4 separate regions of the Homo sapiens genome follow, and regions 2, 3 and 4 are each linked to region 1. The links are chromatin loops, found by intact Hi-C in ENCODE. Cell type or tissue: A673. All regions are shown on one strand. Region 1 has its middle 28 kb from the start of LINC01208. Region 2 has its middle 98 kb from the start of TBL1XR1-AS1. Region 3 has its middle 78 kb from the start of MIR7977. Region 4 holds the start of LINC01209 (long intergenic non-protein coding RNA 1209).

What was found. Hi-C counts contacts between places; a loop is a spot of excess contacts. Peaks named below come from ENCODE experiments on the same cell type or tissue, not always from the same donor. Only the 100,000 strongest peaks of a DNase experiment are listed, where the experiment ranks them.
Region 2: a loop joins it to region 1, with 6 times the contacts of the local background. A loop is called at or near these places in 11 of 110 quality-filtered maps.
Region 3: it touches region 1 in a loop (3-fold over the local background); 5 of 110 quality-filtered maps call a loop at or near these places.
Region 4: it touches region 1 in a loop (2.4-fold over the local background); 3 of 110 quality-filtered maps call a loop at or near these places.

What each region holds. Positions count from the first base shown.
Region 1 is chr3:176,661,160-176,666,159 of GRCh38, reverse strand. No RefSeq gene overlaps it. Among named protein-coding and RNA genes, the nearest start is that of LINC01208, 28 kb to the right of the region's middle. In A673, CTCF peaks have their summits at 1,869 and 2,072 (motif pointing right); a DNase peak (open chromatin) is centred at 2,109; H3K27ac peaks cover 897 bases.
Region 2 is chr3:176,936,812-176,941,811 of GRCh38, reverse strand. No RefSeq gene overlaps it. Among named protein-coding and RNA genes, the nearest start is that of TBL1XR1-AS1, 98 kb to the left of the region's middle. In A673, a CTCF peak has its summit at 2,606 (motif pointing right); a DNase peak (open chromatin) is centred at 2,621; H3K4me3 peaks cover 602 bases.
Region 3 is chr3:176,434,742-176,439,741 of GRCh38, reverse strand. No RefSeq gene overlaps it. Among named protein-coding and RNA genes, the nearest start is that of MIR7977, 78 kb to the left of the region's middle. In A673, no CTCF peak of the experiment used is centred here; no DNase peak of the experiment used is centred here.
Region 4 is chr3:176,812,170-176,817,169 of GRCh38, reverse strand. It overlaps LINC01209 (long intergenic non-protein coding RNA 1209), which reads left to right and starts at 169. Exons shown (of 2, transcript NR_110819.1): 1 at 169-996; 2 at 1,444-3,015. In A673, a CTCF peak has its summit at 2,678 (motif pointing right); a DNase peak (open chromatin) is centred at 2,699.

The sequences.
Region 1 (5,000 bases):
AATTAATTACAAACTACTTGAGTAAATATGTATTGCATGTCTGAAAGATGTTATTTTCTGAGATGGATAACCCTAAAAAAGAAGCAAGTACAGAGGTGTGAAATAATTTTTAAAAATTTCGTTTTAATCATATCAGGCATGAGATGTTCCATTAGATAGCAAAATGGAGGTGTTGAATAGGCATTTGGACATAAGTGTCTAGGGCTGAGGTAAAATATGGGCTGACATATACATTTGGGAGTCATTAGCATACAGATGATATTTAAAGCATAGGAAGGATAAAGTCATCTAGATATTTAGTGTGGATATGGAGGAAAAGTGGCTTAAGGACTGATATCTGAGGGCACATTGGCATTCAGAGATCAGAAAAAGGAAGAAGAGGCAGAGAGAAGTGGCCAAGGTCTTGGAAGGAAAATTAAGAGTATAGTATATTCTGGAAGCCAGCTGGAGACAATGTTTCAGGAAGTATGAAACAATAATGTCAAGTGCTCAGGTGTCAAATAAAATGAAGACTAAGAATTGCCCTTTGGATGTGGCAATGTTGGGGTCATTGGGAACCTTGAGGAAAACAGTTTCTATTAAGAGGGTGCCCTCTATCTTATTTTTAGCAATGGATGATATGATATAAACTACTTTTCAATGGAAGTAACCATACTGGTTTTAGACAAAGGGTGGCCCCTTATTTTATTTAATTTCCTTCGGATAAAAAGCTACTTGTTTAGTCCATGTAAACATTTCTAGTTTGGTGACTGCATTTAGCTGGACTACAGATAAATTAAGCTTGTTTTTATGGCTAGGTTTTTTTTTTTTTTGGAGGGAATCTTTTGATTCAAACTTGGTTCATATACACAGACAACAGGCTGGATATATGATGAAAAGCTGTAAAGCACACATCGGAAACGAAACCCCAATACTGAGTTCTTTCAAACTGTTTTCTTGTTTTAATGAGGGTTTTTCTTTGGTGCTCAAACCCCATTTTTTCATAGAATACTTTCTAGTTAGCAGTGTGATAATAAAGTAAACTTGATTTTTACACACCACTATATGATTGAGATGGCTTTAATTTACATTATTCCCATCTTTTCTGTGGGAGTTGATTAAAAAAAAATCACAAGACAGTAGGGTCATACGCTGCCAGCACGTCCATCACTTACTTTCTAGGCGAGCCACAATTAAGGACTTAGAGTGAGCTAATTATACATCCTAATATTAAATATCTCCAGGAAAGGAGATTAGAAATGTACTAGAAAATTGTAATAGCTTTTCCTGAAACGCAAGCTTTTTCTAATAAATATTGTAATTCCAATTTCAACTCAACTGAGGTCAGACTGAGCAGTCAAAAATAGCTTCTTAATACCATTTGTATATTCTATATCTTTTCCTGGCTCATATTTTAGCCTGTGTGTCAAAACGGAGAAAATGAGTTATGTTGTCTCCCTTTTCCTGTCTCTCACTTTTGCTAAAATAGGACAGCCTGACAATGAGCTAAGCTTTTCAAGGTCAGCACCTAACTGTGCCTCTGTTTCTTCCCTCACAAAACAGTCTGAGAGCCTCCCCTTTGTCATGCCATCTGAATGTTGGGAAGTCTGATTAAATGATCAGATTCTTTAAGCAACAGATATCAGTTGCCTCCTTGTACTAGGGGAAAACGATTAGCTCTATTTGTTACTTGAAATCTATGAAGGAAAAGCTGTTGCGTTATTTGAATTCTATGAGGAAGTTTAGGTAACACATATTCAGCTAACTTCCAGAGAATTTGGTGTTAGTTATAACCAACTAAAAACCTAACCACCTCATTCTGATAGCTTTTCTCTCAGCTCCTTAACATTTATCATGGTGAAAAGCCTTTGAGTAAACCCCTAATGCAATTTTCAAAGACAAAGAAGCTGTGACATTTGGCAGTCAGCTTAATGCATTCTTTTCTTTTTATTTTTTTTAGTTAGCTGTGAGATGAGATAATTTGTGAAATATGGTGTCTGGCAGGATAATCAAATAGGACTGAATTTGGACACATATTTCAATCTCAGCGATTTCTAGTTTTGACTGCAAACATGTTTAAGGGAGTGGTGAAATTTTGTCATTTCATATCCTGTAGATGGCAATGTTGCCCTTGAAAAATAAACACATACATGCTTGTGGTCTGGGCTTCCCAGATGCTGTATTGCTTAATAATGGATAAACAGGAACTTTCATACCAATTCAAGGTATACCGTTCGGAAAATATATTTCAGATGGAGAGAGTACGTATGGAACAGATAAATATCTGTAAGTGTCAGCATTTACATTTAAAATTGTGCACGGTTTTAGAAAATGTTCTGTTTAATTGTGCTCTTTCCTTTCAAGTGATCTCATTTTTCCTTTAATAATGCTTTATTTCAGGTATCATTACTTAGAGTTGTTTTCACATTACTGCAAGATGAAGAATGGCCATGGTTAAAACCTACAGACTTTTTTTGGGTAAATGTACACCATTCAGTGAGCCACAATAGAATCAGAATGACAAAGAGCTCAGGAATAAACCACTGTGGCCTTCTCCATGATTTCCAAGAGCATTTTCTCTTTCTCTGGGCCTGAGTCCTGAGGTTAGTCAGGCATTGAGGTAGGAAGGAAGTGACTGAGAATTTTGTTATTCTCAATCAGCGGATGCAATTTCAAAAGCAGCCAAGAAAGAACCAGATGACAAAGTTTTAATTAAAATATAAACCCTCAATAAGGCAGATATGCTAAATCACTTGCTTCTAAACTGAGATGAAAAATTCAAATGTATGCAAAGGTATACTACAAACTTCCAGGAAGAAAATGTAAACTGAAAAGAATTTCAGCTGTAGAAACCTAGTATTTTGTCTTTTGGACCAAAATATACCTTTTTTTCTGTGGCCAGAGACTGAGGGCACGTGAAGAAACAGAATCATGATCTTATTCTGGTACATTTTCCTTTTTAACCATGAAATCTCAGAATCAAAATATCTTGGCAAATTTAATCCATACAAAGAAGCAAGTATATGCTCTTGATAAGAATGGGAGATTCAGAGTAAGAATGGGCTGGGAATTGGAAAAGAATTTTAAAGTATGATTTGAAAATTTTGGTATAGTATCAGATTGAATGAGAATGAGCCTACTTAGGAATAGAATATATTCTAGGCTTTTTATTTTAACTTAAAACATGCTTCAGGTTTCTGAATATTAAGTTTTGCTCTTAGAAAGTCCTAGCCATGTTTCATTTTCTTGTGTATTTATGTTCTGGCCCTCCTTTTAAAAAAAAATTGACATCATGAGAGGAGGAGTTGTTCAGAACATAGACATTGAGATTGGACAGCTCTGAGCGGATCACTTCAGCCTTGTGACTTGGTGAACATCAGTTATGAACATCAGTTTTAATCTGTAGAGTAGTAAAAATAAGTCTACCTACCTTTTAGGTATTTGGCTTAGAAGAAGTAGTCAATAAATAATGGTGTTTATAATTTTTTTGGTCTGTTAAATGGGCCTTCCTTTTCTTTTTCCTCTTTTGGGGTAAGAAAAATTAGATAGTAACTATTTAATAAATATTTGTAGAAATAAATAGTTGAAACAGTGAATCATTTAATTACTGAAGAAAATTTTTTCAGTGACATTGATATCAGAACATTTGCTCCAACTTCCCTCTCTAAGATCAAGTACAAGACAAAGAGTAACCATGTCTCAGGGGTCTATGATTAAGTCATGCAAAACAGAGAAAGCAAAGCAAAAAAAGGTCAGGGTATTTAAAAAGATATTATGGCATGTCAAGTAGAATCATAGACATTTTCTTATGGAAGAGAATTTCTAGTGAAGGTCATACTGGACTCTGAATTCTTCAGTTTATGAATGGGAACCCATTTTAGCTTTGCATTATGGCCAGGAAAGTGAGACCTCAAACTCAGTCTCAAAAGAAAAGTTAGTAATTTACTTTTGTTATTGTTGTTGTAAGTACGTATATGTTTTCACTTTAAAGCAAAGTGACTACTGAAGTTCTGTTTTATGTAGTAAGTTTATAGAGCTTTACAAAACATTAAAAATCATTGCTAAAGTATCCCGAAGCTGAACGTTTGGGTCTAATAAAATTTCAGATGATGCAAATCTTTGTAAATTAGTTTTTTTTTACTATGAAGTGAATGCTTGAGCTAATGATCACAAATAAATCTAATTTTATAAAACCTGTGCCCAGCTGAAAAATCTGTGATTAAAATTGGATTCTAGATATAAACTCCTCTTCTTTTCCTGGGTTCAATGTATTTTGTGAAACAATCTTCCAATAAAATATAATGCATTTTGATGACTCACCTTTAAGACAAAACAGAAGGCTGGCTTTTCAACTTTTGAAACAAAATGCTGTCTCATGTATATGCCTGATATATAGAATACATTCATTTTTATCAGTAAAAAACACTGGGTGTCTGTAACATTGAGATAATACCTACCAGATATTTGGTATTGTGTTAAACAACTCACGTGGTTGATTTTTCCATGGTTACTTTATGCAGTAAGATAAATATTGTTATTATCCTCATCAACCTTATTTTGAAGAGTCACAGGACTGCTGGAGATGTTAAATAACCGTCCACTGTTTCCAGCCTGAAAGTGATATGCTTGGGCCTTGAACTCAGGCAGTCTAGTAAATAACATGGTAATAGTCCAGAGACTAGACTGTAAATACTGGGCAATCCTACTTCTCTAGCAGATACCTTTCTGTGGAACTTTTGTCAAAACTCTTGCTGACAGAGAGGCTTTTCCACAAGAGTAGATAAGTCTTCGTTTCTTATTCTGGTGCATGTTTGTTTCTCTGCTTATGTTTCTGGTTCTGTATTTCTTAGTCTAAGACTTGCTATATTTCTCCAGAGGTTTCATTACAACATAGGAGGAACATGACATGCCTCCTGAATGGTCCACTTTACTTTAATATTGTGGGGCAAAATGTTATTACTATTACATGCTTGTGGCATAAAATTATTTCCAGCAGAAATAATTAAAAAACACTTGTAATT
Region 2 (5,000 bases), 280 kb before region 1:
AGGACCTGTTACTCTCTGAATGCTGAAGCTTTATGGACAACAACTCAGAGCCAGTACTTGGTGGAACTGCAGGATTTAGGTTTTTTAAAATTTTTATAGATTTAAGGGATACAGGTGCATTTTATTAAATGGATATATTGTGTAGTGGCAAAATCTGAACTTTCAGTGTTACCATCACCCAAATAGTGTAATTTCTGTTATATATAATAGAGAAATTATATGTCATTTCTCATTCCTCTTTCCCCTTCAACCCTCCAACCGTTTGGAGTCTCCAATGTCTATTCCACTTTGTATGTTCATGTGTACATGTAGTTTACCTCCAACTTATAAATAAGAACATGAAGTATTTAACTTGTTTCCTTAAGATTTAACTTGTTTCCCTTGCAGTTCCATCCACATTGCTGCAAAAGACAGGATTTCATTATTTTTTATGGCTGAGTAGTGGAATTGGAGGATTTTGTAAATTAGATGTAGACTGGGAGATGAGGACAAGGATGATGGAGAAGGAAGAGCTCTCGACACGCATCCTGATAATAAAGCTCCTTAATGTCTCTAAGTTTCTGAGAAAACTCATTTGTGTTTAGCTTGTAAACTTTATTTATTTATTGTGTTTGTCAACCGATATATCATAGTCGTACGTATTTTGGGGATACAAGTGATATTTTGATACATGTATCTAATATGTAATGAGCAAATCAGGGTAATGGAGACATTCATCATCTCAAACATTTATCTTTTTTTGTGTTGAGAACATTACAATTCTAGCTATTTTGAAATATACAATAAATTATTGTTAACTATAATTTCCCTACTGTACCATCAAATATTATCACTTATTCTTTCTATTTAGCTGTATTTTTATACCCATTAGCCAACTCCTCTTCATTCCCTACTCCCTTTCCTTCCCCCAGCCTCTGGTAATAACCCTGTCTACCTCCATGAGATCCACTTTTTTTAGCTCCCACATAGAAGTGAGAACATGTGATATTTATCTTTCTGTTCTTAGCTTATTTCACCTAGCGTAATGAGCTCCAGTTCTATCCATGTTGCTACAAATGACAGAATTTCATTCCTTTTTATGATTGAATAGTATTCCACCATGTATGTATACCACATTTTCTTTTTCTTTTTTCATTTGTTTATTTTTATTTTTTATTTTACTTTAAGTTCTGGGATGCATGTGCAGAATGTGCAGCTTTGTTACATAGGTATACATGTGCCATGGTGGTTTGCTGCACCTATCAACCCGTCATCTAGGTTTTAAGCTCCACATGCATTAGGTATTTGTCCTAATGCTCTCCCTCTCCTTGTCTCCCACCCCATGGCAAGCCCCAGTACGTACTGTTCCCCTCCCTGTGTCCATGTGTTCTCATTGTTCAACTCCCACTTATGAGTGAGAACATGTGGGTACACCACATTTTCTTTATCCATTCATCTGTTGATGGACACTTAGGGTCATTCTGTATTTTGGTTATCGTGAATAGTGCTGCAATAAATGTGAAAATGCAAATATATTTTTGATATACTGATTTTTTTTTTTCGAGACAGGGTCTCGCTCTGTTGCCCAGGCTGGAATGCAGTGGTGTGATCATGGCTCACTGTAACCTATGCCTCCCGGGCTCAATCAACCCTCCCACATCAGCCTCCTGAGTAAGTGGGACTACAGGCATGCACCACCATGCCTGGCTAATTTTTTGTATTTTTTGTAGAAATGGGATTTTGCCATATTGCCCAGGCTGGTCTTGAACTCCTGGACTTAAGTGACCCGCCCACCTTTGGCTCCCAAAGTGCTGGGATTACAGACATGAGCCACCGTGCCCATCCTTGATATATAGATTTTTAAAAAGTATATACCCATCAGTGAGAGTGTTGAATTACATAGTAGTTCTATTTGTAGTTTTTTGAGAAAACTTCATACTATTTTCCATAATGGCTGTACTACTTTATATTCCCAAGATTGTGAAATTGAATAATAATTATCATCATATTTAGTATTATGCACTTACTCTGTGCCAAATACTGTATAAATATTTGTGCTTTCAATTGTCTGAACTACCTTGATGTTATGCCTATTTGGTAGATGAGCAATCTAACGCTTAAAGAAATTAAGAAATATGGCAAAAATCCAAGTCATAGAAGACAGAAAAGGGAGCCACAGTTTCGATTCACGTCTTTTTGTTTTTGAAATTTTGGCTACTAGCCAATATACGTTATTATCTTAAAACCGTATTATTATTCTGCTCATTTATTCTTTTATTCAACTATACGATGAATATTCACAAAGTGCCAGGCGCTGTTCTAGGTTCAGTAGAATGTTGCTGGTCTTGAGATTACATTCTAGTAGAGGAGGATAGTCTCTAAAAAAAAATGTGAACCAAACATATATGAACAAACATATGTATTTATATACATATATGATGAATTTACAATGTGAGATATAATGACAAAAGCCAAAACTATTTTGGTGTGGTCTCCTTACAAAAATATTAACAGCCAGAGTGGCAAGCTGTACACCTAACAACGGGTGCATTTCGGCTATAGAACACTTTGACATGGTTGCAAGGATGAAGTCAGGGCTTTTTGTCAGATGTTGCAATCTTTAAGGCTTGCCAGTAGGTGGCATCCATGCCTTATAAACATTAGGAACACAGACCTGGTTGGCACAGCTTACAATGAGACTTAAGTTCTTTGATTTTATAATGTTAGAGCTTCCTATGGTATCTAATTATCTCTGTTGAATGGGTTGGGTATATGAAAGACGTAATCAGTACAATTTGAAATACAGGTAATGTGGCTGTGTAATTTTCAGTGACAATTTATACAACTTTTATTTTAAGGTAGTCCTAAAAGTATACCACATTTTGTTGAAGCCTATGGATTATATTTATATTCATGATGAACAATCGACTGAATGATGAAAATAGGCTTAGGGAAGTGCAGCATTCTGCTAAATTATGTGGTCAGAACACAGAGTTGAGACTCTAATAAAGGTTTTTGAAGAGGAAAATGTGATTGAAAAATAAAACCTATTCCTAGAAATTGATATGCCTTTTAATCAAGCTTGCAAAGTTGTTCTGCTATTCTGCACAAAATCTTTGTTATTTTAAAGGAAGGAGAACATTATAGTATGCTGGATTTAGAAAGAAAAGATACATATATTTCGAGCTCTGATTTAAGATCTTTTGAAAATATCCCTACCATGATCCTCCTCTTTAAAGTTAGGTTGTTGGGTTAAAACATGTCACTTTGTAGTGTAGGGCCGTTACTGTGTCTTTCAAGTCACATTGTTTTTTTGCAGTAAGGAATTGAGACTGAGTGTTGGACGAAACCTGAGGTTTTAAGGTGAACATAATTTTAAAGGGTATGTCTATGTCTTGCGTCATTTACTAAAGGTGAAGCTCCTGGGCCCTCAAACACTTTTTTTTTTTTTAACTTGCTAATACGTTTGCTAGTCCATTGCACTACTGCATTTGCTGAGAATATTATTTGCTTTCTGTCAGATTTACCTTCTGCATTGCAAAGTAACATCTTATTTTAAAAATCTCAGATCCCTTTTAGTTGCAGTGTTAAAAAGCTGTCAGCCAATAGATATTTACAAAAGACATTCCACTGGTGTCTGCAGCAACCAATGAACTTATGACTCTGTTGCTTTTAAGCTAAAGGCTTGAGAAGTCTAGTGCTTTCTGTTCTCCTACATCTAATTTGGGAGAAGCTGTATTTTGAAAAATTGTCAGAAATAAGTAAAGGAAATGCCAACTTCATTTGAGTTTGAACTGCTAGGCTAGCATTTTGCTATTAAATTACTCTGAAGTTAATGTGGATACATTTCTTATTTACTTTCTTTGTCTCTCTGGGTATGTGCCTATTAGGCCAGGTAAAAATAAAATGGCAGTCATCTTGAGTTAAATTTCATTTATGAAGTTAAAACCTTCCCTTTTTCTGTTTTCTTGGAGGAGAGTATTAGGAAATTTTCCATCGCCAAAGGATGCTAAACCTCTCAGATTCTTTCTAGGATGTTCAGCAACTCATTTCTCTATAGCTGATTCTTTCTTAAATTGGATTTAATCCAACTGTTCAGTGTGCTAAATTCTTTTAAGCAAAATCATGTCCAGTGTCTTCTACTTCTATCCTAACTATGCCACAGAGATAAAAAGAAGTCTAGAATTTTTACCTCATATATACTTTTTGTAGCCCAGCATTAGGTTTTCTTTTTCTGAGAAATCAAAGAAAAATGAGTAACAAATCAACTAACAATAACAACCTGTTTTTAGCTGAGAGGAGAAGAACTAAAATTCATAAATTTATCTATAAGCAAAACAAAATCTTTCTTTGATTTTGGTTTAATGGTGGTACTGAAGATTTTAACCTAATGATACTTTGGTAAGAAATCTTTTAGAGGATGAAAACTGTCAACTTAGAATTCTTTGCTTAAAAAAGAAACTATCATCAGAGTGAACAGGCAACCTACAGAATGGGAGAAAATTTTTGCAATTTACTTATCTGCAAAAAGTCTGATATCCAGAATTTACAAGGAACTTAAACAAATTTACTAGGAAAAAAAAAACAAACAAACAATGCCATCAAAAAGTGGGCAAAGGATATGAACAGACACTTCTCAAAAGAAGACATTTATGCAGCCAACAAACATATAAAAGAAAGCTCAACATCACTGATAATCAGAGAAATGCAAATCAAAACTACGAGGAGATACTATCTCATGCCAGGCAGAATGGCAATTATTAAAAAGTCAGGAAACAATAGATGAAGGAGAGGCTGTGGAGAAATAGGAACGCTTTTATACCGTTGGTGAGAATGTAAATTAGTTCAACCATTGTGGAAGACAGTGTGGCGATTCCTCAAGGATCTAGAACCAGAAATACCATTTGACTGACTAATCCCATTACTGGGTATATACTCAAAAGATTATAAATCATTCTACTATAAAGACACATGCGGCCAGGCGCCGTGGCTCACGCCTGTAATCCCAGCACTTTGGGAGG
Region 3 (5,000 bases), 230 kb after region 1:
AAATGCTCCTTTTTTTTTTTCAACCTAAAGACCCTTGGAACATTAACTACCCTGGAAAATCATTAAACAAATAAAGCCCTCTTTGACTCTTAACAAAGTGGGCTTGAGTCAAGATCTATGTGCCTCAGGGCATGTTGACTATGCTGATACTGTGTGTACAAAGTGGGGCCAACCAGGAGCCATGAAACTAGTCAGTCCCAGTCCCATCTCCAAGTGGTGATCGAGGACATGGAACAAATTACCAAGTTCTTCTTCAGCCCAGGTAACTCCTACATGAGATAGCTCCTATGGAGTCCTCACAAGCATAAAGCTCCCAGTCTCCTTAGATGTAATCAGTAAATAGATCAGTAAATGAACTCAAATCGGTGTTTGGTTTTCTGACTCGGGTGCCCTCCCCCAATTTGCTGTGTTTCTGCCATGTGATAATGAATATGAGGGGGTGCCTGATGAAAGCTCCCTTACATTATAGACACCTGAATTTGGAATGAAGGCATTTATATAAGCAGGGGCTCATTCTTTGCTTCATGCTCTACTGCAGTTTTTCATACTCATTGAATATCTACTGTGTCCATGCTTGATCCCCTGTGCAAGCATTAAAGTAAGTTTAACTTCAAGGGGAAACATATATCTCCGGAGACTGATTTCAAATACAGTGTTTGGATAACATTAAATGAGCCAAGCAAAAATAAGATGCTAATGAAATTAGTGTAGTCAGATTTTAAACCCAATGAGTGTAAACAAATCCCCTGATAAAGTATTACTGAAACACCTAATATGGTTTTCATTATAGCATGTGGGAAAAATACAATTGTGTCTTGAAATAATCCTACTTTTTAAGAACATTTTTAAAAATTCTCTTTTTGCTGCAGTCTTCTAAAACAAAAAGCTCATTGAGAGCACATTTTATTGTCCCATATAACTTAATTACTAAGATTAAGCTGATTCCTTTATTCTCACTCATTCTTGTAGTTCAAAGAAACTGTAACATCCAGCATCATTTTATTAAGCACCTCTAGTTTTATATTAATAATATTAATAGTTCCCATAATACACTTTAAAGAAATCCCCAAGGTGTTCTACACAAAACATTTAATTTAATATTTACAGCAATCATATGAAATAAAGCATTTTTCCCTCCTTTTTGCAGGTGAGGAAACTGAAGTTCAGAGGGGTTAAGTGACTTCTCTAATTGCATACAATTGTAAAAGGCAGAGTAAGTGCTAACTTGAAAATAATTGCTTTGTAATTTTATTCAAATGCATTTTTTGACCATTTTCCAGGCTTTGTGCAAAGTAAAGAAACTGCAGAACAAAATACTATATAATATTTACCTTGGTAGCACTTACAACCAAGTGTGTGTGTTTGCAAGACAGTGTGTGCCCATGAAGGAGACATGGAAATATACAAGCAATTATCATAAAATGTGATAAAAGCTAAAAGTGATAAAGCCTCATTCAAAATGTATTAAAAACGGGAGTACATACTATTTTGGGCAGGTGTCAGGAGAGCTCTCAGAGGTAAGGTAATTTTTTATTTAAGTTAGGAAGGAAAAGTGGATTAAGTATTAATCAAGCAGAGAAAAACAAAATGGGCATTTTAGGCAAAAATAAAAGATGTGAAGTGAAAGCAACTAAGAAGTATTATTGAGTACCCCTAATGTAATTGAAAAGTGAGTGAGACTATAAAACTAAAAACTATCAAGAGCCTCAGATGCTTTCCATGTCATGGTAAGGAGTTTGGATTTTACTTTTGGTCAACAGGGAACCATTTAAAGTTGTGAAACTCATTCTAAACCTAAATTTCTTTCTCCCCAATGAAGTGCAGCAAGCATTAGTCTTGATGCAAACATTGTATATTGAGCCAGAAAAAGACACTGAAAATATGCAAGTAAGTGAACTACAGGGGAGCGGATGGAGAGATTAAAAAGACACAACTCCTGCTCTTTTGGAGATTCCACCCCAATAGGAGACAGAAATGATAACCCATAACCTCGATATATGACATGTAATCAGAACAAGGTTGATGTAAGTTTGCAAAGAGTGATGGTTAGATAATATTATTAGAGACATAATATATCTACCCACCCTCATACTATATGTCTGTTATTGAGACCCACTTGTATAAGAACAATGTAATATGGCATTTTTAGTGTCGTCATCACACAAACCCACAGAAGCACTGTTAAGAACAGTTGTGGGTACGACATGTTTTTAAAATTTAGCACCCAGCTCTTGAAATCCTGTCCCCTAAGGCCATAGGAATTCTTTCGTCTCCAACCTCCTTCTTGTGACTGATAATACTTCTGGCCATCTTTTAAGAAGTTGTTAGAACCATGCAGAAAAAATATCAATAAGGCAGGTGCTCCTTTTATTTTGATTTTCATAAACAAGAAAGAATTTCGATAGCCTTGATGAAGATGATAGGATGATAGGAGTCAATAGAGAAAAAAAGGAAAACAGGCATAATAAAGACATATATATATGTCTTTATATTATATATATATATAATTTCCCCATATATATGTGTGTGTGTATATATATATATGTGTGTGTGTGTGTGTGTGTGTATAAATTTCCCCTTAGGTCTCTCCTATTGGTGATCTATATCTATATCTATCTGTATGTATATCTATCCATATCTATATCTATATTTATCTATGAGGAAAGGCTGTTTTTCTGGCAGAAGAACTGTTTCTGTTTATCTTGACTAAAATGTATAGAGAGAGGAAAGAATATATCTGTCTATATATCTATGGATATGGATATAGATATATATAGAGATGAAAAGAATATATGATATATAAATATACAGGAAAATATATCTGATATGTGTGTGTGTATATATATACAGGAAAATAATATATGATCTATATAGAGGAAAAATATATCATATGTGTGTATACATATCACCAGTAGGAGGGACCTAAAGGGAAAAGCATCTGAGACAGTGGAAGCTTTCTATGCTTTTGTGAAACTAGTCTTTTGAAAAAGTTCAGCTCTAATCATACAGCGGGTGTTGGTCCATGAAGGAAAGTATAAAAGCCAAAACAGAAAAATTGAGAATAGGGTTGGTATGTAGCTTGAAAGCTGTATATACTAACATCAGCAGGGTCATAGGAATGATTTTTATAGAATTTTTAAGGACTTCAAGAAGGATATACATTTATAGCTCTGTGTCCATTATTTTTGAGAACTATTTAAAAAAAAGGCTCAGATTACTATAAAGAGTAGAGGTGGAAAACAAAGCAGAGGGAAGATTACTATGATAATTATAAACTCTTCAGCTTCACTTCAACATTAAGACACTATATATAATTTTCAGTTACCTATTTTGATTCACCTGCAATTATGCGAGTTGTGTAACTCCTCACTTAAAAAACTGCATGCAAACAGAACAGTCAGGCTTACTCTTGACATTTGCTGATTTTTTTAAAAGTTGTATTTTAATTGAATTTAAGATTTTTCTAATAGTAAGTTTGATTATAAGTGAAATCTTCAGTGAGCCGTTAAGTCAACATTTGTGACAATCCTGTAGGTTTTTGTTTTACTTTGATTTTTTTAATTTTTCTAATTGACTAAATTTATACATTCATGGTGTACAGTATGATGTTTTGATATATGTATACATTGTGGAATGGCTAAATCAAGCTAATTAACATATTTATTAGCTCACATACTTATCCTTTTTTGGTGGGCAAAACATTTAAAATCTACTTTAAGCAATTTTTAGCTTTATAGTACATTGTTATTAACTACAATCACTATGCTGTACAATAGATCTCCTGAACTTATTCCTCCTGTTTAACCAAAATATTGTATTATTTGACTGCATCCTCCCAATCTCCCTTAGCCTACTGCTCCTGGTAATCACCATTCTACTCCCTGCTTTTATAAGTTTAACTTTTCTAGATTTGACACATAAATGAGATTATGTGGCATTTGTTTTTCTGTGACTGGTTTATCTCACTGGGCATAATGTTTTCCAAATTCATCTATATTGTCTCCAAGGTCAGGACTTCCCTCTTTTTTAAAGCAAATTAGTATTCTATTGTCTCTCTATATATTACATTAATAATCTGTTTGCTGATGGATAATTAGATTGGTGCTATATCTTAGCTATTGTGAATATGTCTGCAATTAACATGGGAGTGTAGAGGTTGCTTTGACATATTAATTTCATTTTCTTCGGTTATATAACCAGAAGTGGAATTGCTGGATTATGTTGTAGTTTTCTTTTTAAGTTTTTGAGGAATCTGCATACCGTTTTCCATATTAATATATTAGTATTTATATTCCATATATTAATTCATATAATTCCACATATTACTACCTACAGTCGACTGAACTTCGACAAAGGTGCCAAGAACCCAAGTACCTTAGTGTACTGCCTTTTTTTTACAAAATCACACCATATCATGACCATATCTTATTATTCTAAACTGTATTGCCAGGGTCTACAGTGTCATTACACAAGTATGAGATGGATTCTTTAGCAGTCTGAATCACATAGGATCATTTTTCAACAAAATAAGATTTTGTTTATATTCTTATGTTTGTCTTTTTCCTCAGTTACATGTGATTTGGACTTTCAATTACTTAGCCAATCAATACTTTATTGCCGCCATATCACTGGAACAGAGTACAGATGTATTAGAGCATTCTTTCCCATCATCACAGAGGCCCAGTTCCTAACTAACACTAATCGGCTCCATTGCTATAATGCTGTAACTGATCTTTATGATAATTCAGCCAAAGTTGAATCCTATTCGAGTATAATTGTATCGATTGACAAAGATGTCATGCTGATTTGAAATGATTTGAATATTCAATGGTCATAATCAGTACCACTGAAGGCCCACAAGAGCCTCTTACACCTCATGATTCCCAATGTGATTCATCAGACAATGTTGGTGCTGAGTGAATGTTGGCATTTCCTCTATATGTTAAATATCTGGGTGTTGGGAGTTAAGATGGCCACTAAGTTCCCAGGGTCATGTAGTA
Region 4 (5,000 bases), 150 kb before region 1:
CCGGCCTTGGCCCACCAAACTGCGGGGATTACAGGCATGAGCCTCCGCGCCCCGCCAATCATGTTCTTTTACGTAGACAAAAGAGTCAAGCTTATATTTCGTTCTGATTGGTCCAGATAGTCGAACTCTGATTGGGTGGCTTCCCAATCCCAAAACCAGAAGTCTGTCAGATGTTCCTTCCAAAAGGCTGAGCTGGAGTTGGGGGTTCTCTCATGGCTTCTCTTGGCTCCCGTCACAAGAACTATTCTAGCTTAAGGGTATAAAACAGGATGTTTGTCGCCAGGCGCGGTGGCTCACGCCTGTAATCCCAGCACTTTGGGAGGCCGAGGCGGGCGGATCATGAGGTCAGGAGATTGAGACCATCCTGGCTAACATGGTGAAACCCCGTCTCTACTAAAAATACAAAAAGAAATTAGCCGGGCGTAGTGGCGGGCGCCTGTAGTCCCAGCTACTCGGGAGGCTGAGGCAGAAGAATGGCGTGAACCCAGAAGGCAGAGCTTGCAGTGAGCGGAGATCGCGCCACTGCACTCCAGCCTGGGCCACAGAGCGAGACTCCGTCTCAACAAAAACAAAAACAAAAAACAACGGGATGTTTGTCAAAAGCTGCCTTTTCTAAGAACAGAGAGCGTGTGACTCTTCTCTCACCCCACCATGGCTACTTGTTACTGTGATCTAAATTTAATTGTCTCCATTAGCCACAGGGAGCTATTGTCTCAAGAGCTGGGGGAGCTTATTTACAGTTTTATTTCAGAGCAAGATAAATGGTGTCCCCTAAATAATAATGTGACTTAATGGTAGAGGCAGGACTAAATCCCAATTTCTTTCCAGTTTATGTTTTACTACTAAAGTTGAAAACAAGATTCTCTTTTTAGAGTGTAACTATGCTGTTATGAAATTATGAATACTCAAGAATTAGCTCATAATGTTGTCTTTTTTTATTTTTTTTTATATTTTGATTACTGCCTTTCTCTTGTTAGAAGAAGGAACGAATTAAAAGTGAGTGATTTTGTTTTCATTTTCTCCATGTGTTATTTGAAAGCTTATTCTCGTAGCATCATCCACAGGAAGATATGAAAAATGACTTTATATTCATGTGGCGTTTTATTTAAATCTGTCAAAAACAGAATTATGGCAGTTATTCATTTATATTTCGATATGATTATTGTTGAGAAAATCACCAATCTAAGTTATTACATGAAAGGAAACATGATAGGCATGCATTACAGGATCTTTTTCATAAAGCGAAGATTTCAAAGAGAGAAAACAGAAAAAGAGAATCTATGTTTGCTTTGTGTTGCCTTATTTTAAAAACCTGCCATGTTAAAACAATGTAAAAAAGCAGGAACTATAGTTTTAGGTAGGGCAAATTCTATTTATTGAGACTAGACTATACCAGATACTATGTGAGGTATTTTACTTATATATCTCATTTTATCTTCACAGCATCACTTGCGGATAGGTCTAATTGTCCTCATTATATGGAAGAAGAAACTGATATTCTAGGAAGTTTAGTAACGATATAGATATAATGCAGCTGGGAAGGGTGTGGACTTATGAAGTCAAAACTAGGTCTGTTAGACTGTAAAATCTGTGCTTTGAAGATTGTGCATCTGGGAAAGAAAATGAAAAACTCTAGGAAATTCTTAGATCCAATTAGTAATTGTGGTCACAACACTTAAGAATGAATTCAGAATATACAATTATACCCAAAACACTTGCAATGCCTTTTTTTTCATGTTATAGAGAATTACAGAGAGACTCTAGAATTCTTTATGTCTGTATTCAAGAAGAAGGAAGATAAAATAATGAAGAAACCAAGTGCAATTCTAAGACATATGTGCCCTGAACCATTCTTTATTTGAATAAAACATAGATCCAGACCATCATTAGCCCCCTGCAAAAGTTGAGATAGATGCTTTGAAGTAACACCTTCTCCCTATTTGTTTTCATTATTTTAACCTAGACTTCGGGATAGCCTTGTAGCGTTGGTAACAAGTAAACTGTTTCACTAGAGGCAGACGGATTTCTAAGATATTTTGTTAGTTTTTATTAAGTTAGAAAAGCTCATGAAATCTTTGCTGGGGCTGAGAGAATGGAATTATCTGATTATTAGTATTAGGTCAACCCTGACTTAAAGTCCCTACTGATGTCTTTGCAAAAAACTTGGAAAAAGCAGTTTTCTCTCCAGGCCTCAATATCTCTTGGGAGCTGTTATAAAATGGCATAACTCATCTGAAAAAGAAAAAAAGAAACGGAAGGAAACACCTTTCCATTTGAAAATACGGTGTGTACGTTTGTAAGTGAAGATGGTCTAAGAACAGAATTTTTAATTATGCTTCCACAGGAAGTTTGACAGCAACGTTTCTTTCTTTCTTTTTTTTTCTGGGAAGTTTAGGGCAAGGAGGACATGAAATTGATAATGCCTTGAGCCCGGCAATGGGTTTTCCCAGAAGAAATAATGCAAAGCCGTTAGATGAATGACAGTTTCTAAAGTCTTCAAAACCAACTCTTGACAGATGGAGCACTGCAGAGGCCATGTGGCACGGGAATTTCCAAATTTCCACTCTAATTTCATTTGCTTTTTAAAAAACTTTGGCAGCTGAAGTTGCAGCAGCTGACCTCTAACTGCTACCCCGGGGAAACAGGAGGCCGTGTAACGGGCTCTTTATGAACAAGGGCTGTAGATGGCGCTGGAGAACACAGGCTTCGCTAGGGGCCGTGGAGAAGGCCCTGTCCGGATGTCTACCCGCCAGCACAGAGGGGCTGCCGGCCCTTGCTTTGCATCTTTAAGGAGGCAGCCTGGTGTAGTCAGATATCCCCGCATCCGAGTCTTAGTTTTACCACTGACAGCTGTGTGACTTTGGTCAGCTTTTCAACTTCAAGCTTTTTTCCTCATCTGTAAAAATCCTAATTTGTGGTGGTGTCATGAAAATTAAGGCTAATATATATTAAAATATTTAGTACAGTACTCAGCACAGATTAGATCCCAATAAAGTCCCTAATTACGTAACCAAATGAAATTCTTGTCATATTTTTTATTTCTAGAAATTCAGTTTCCTGATTGTTTACCAGAGGCACATGGCATGGTGCTAGCACGGTGCTGGGAATTAGAAGAAGGGAAGGTGGGCTGGGCGCGGTGGCTCACGCCTGTAATCCCAGCACTTTGGGAGGCTGAGGGGCCAGATCACCTGAGGTCAGGAGTTTGAGACCAGCCTGACCAGCATGGAGAAACCCCGTCTCTACTAAAAATACAAAATTAGCCGGGCATGGTGGCTCATGCCTGTAATCCCAGCTACTCGGGAGGCTGAGGCAGGAGAATCGCTTGAACCCGGGAGGCAGAGGTTGAGGTGAGCTGAGGTCACGCCATTGCATTCCAGCCTGGGCAACAAAAGCGAAACTCCATCTAATAATAATAATAATAATAATAATAATAATAATAAATAAATTAAAAAAAGAAGATAGGAAGGGGAGTGAGACTTCAGCTCAGCTCTCAGTGCATAGTCTAGAAGAGGAAAGAGTAAATGTAGGACTTCCGGTAAAGTAAAATAAATATCAGAATGAGGGGAACCTTTCAATATTTAAAATGATGGAAGTTAATGTGTAAATAATTTAAGCTTAAGCTCATAGGAATTCTGACACTATTTCCGTGTATTTGGTGGGCAGGATGTATTCCCTCCCTTCTCATTTGAATACCTCTCATCATTTTGGGTTCTCTTAAAGTCCTACTAATAAATGACCCATGAGTGCTACAATAGTTCAGAAAATGGTGAGGCTTCTGTGGACTGGAGAAATCAAGGAAAGCTAGGACTTGACCAAGCACTGAGGGTGGGTTTTGATGTTTGAAGTGGAGAAGACTTGCATGAAGAAAGGCCAGATGCTGGGATAAGGCTGGGTGTGGCTGTAGCCTGTAGGGTAATGAGCCACCATCCAGGTAGGGTCGGGGGAAGAAGGTTAATTGGAGCAGCTGATGAGGAGGTGGACTAGGGAGATTTCGTCTGAGTTTTGGAAGTTCCTGAGAACTGGACAGAGGAATCCAGATTTGTTTCATGAGCATTCAAAAGCTATTACGATTAGCCGGTCATGATGGTGTGTGCCTGTAATCCCAGCTACTCAGGAGGCTGAGGCAGGAGAATTGCTTGAATCTGGGAGGCCGAGGTTGCAGTGAGCCAAGATTGAGCCACTGCACTACAGCCTGGGCGACAGAGCAAGACTCCGTCTTTAAAAAAAAAAAAAAAAAAAAAAAGCTATTACGGTTTTCCAAGCACAGGGCTGGCATGAAGATAGTAGATTTATACAAACTGGTTCAATAGCAATGAGCCCAGCAGATTAGCTCAAGAGTGACTCTGGAGCTGGGAATGCCAGATCAGATGCTAAAGCACATTACTGAACATCTTGAATTTAAAGAGCTCTTTAGAACATTAACTTTGATATTTTTTCTTAATTTAATCTTCATTTTGAACTATAAATCTAGCACTAATAAAGAGAACTGAACAGTTTTGCTCTCTCAGGGCATTATATGGAATCCCAGCAAATGCAATCTAATTTCTACCTAACCTGCTGCCTAATACCAATAGAGACTCCCAAGTCATATTTCTGCTCCTCTCCACTTGATCTGACACAGTGACAACAATATTTTTTAAAGCTGCTTTAGCCACCTGGGGAAGAGTGTATTTGACCTGGCACTCAAATGCTCTCAAGTATGAGAGACTGGGGAAGACAAAGGTTGCCAGAATGTCCATCTCAGTAAACACAAAGAAAGAGTCTGCACCATTTAAATGTTCACTCATGTATGACTCTGTGATTATCAAAACTAACTTGGATTATACATTTGGAGAGTTCTCTTGAAATTTACAGACTCAGAGAATTTGTAAGCTCTTTGATTGTTTTTCTTATTAAAAGTTGAGCTGATACTACCAATCTAAGTGCTAGATTGGACCACAGAGAAGTGGTTGATCCCCAGTGCTTAAGGGTAGGAAATTATAAATCCAATTATAAATGTC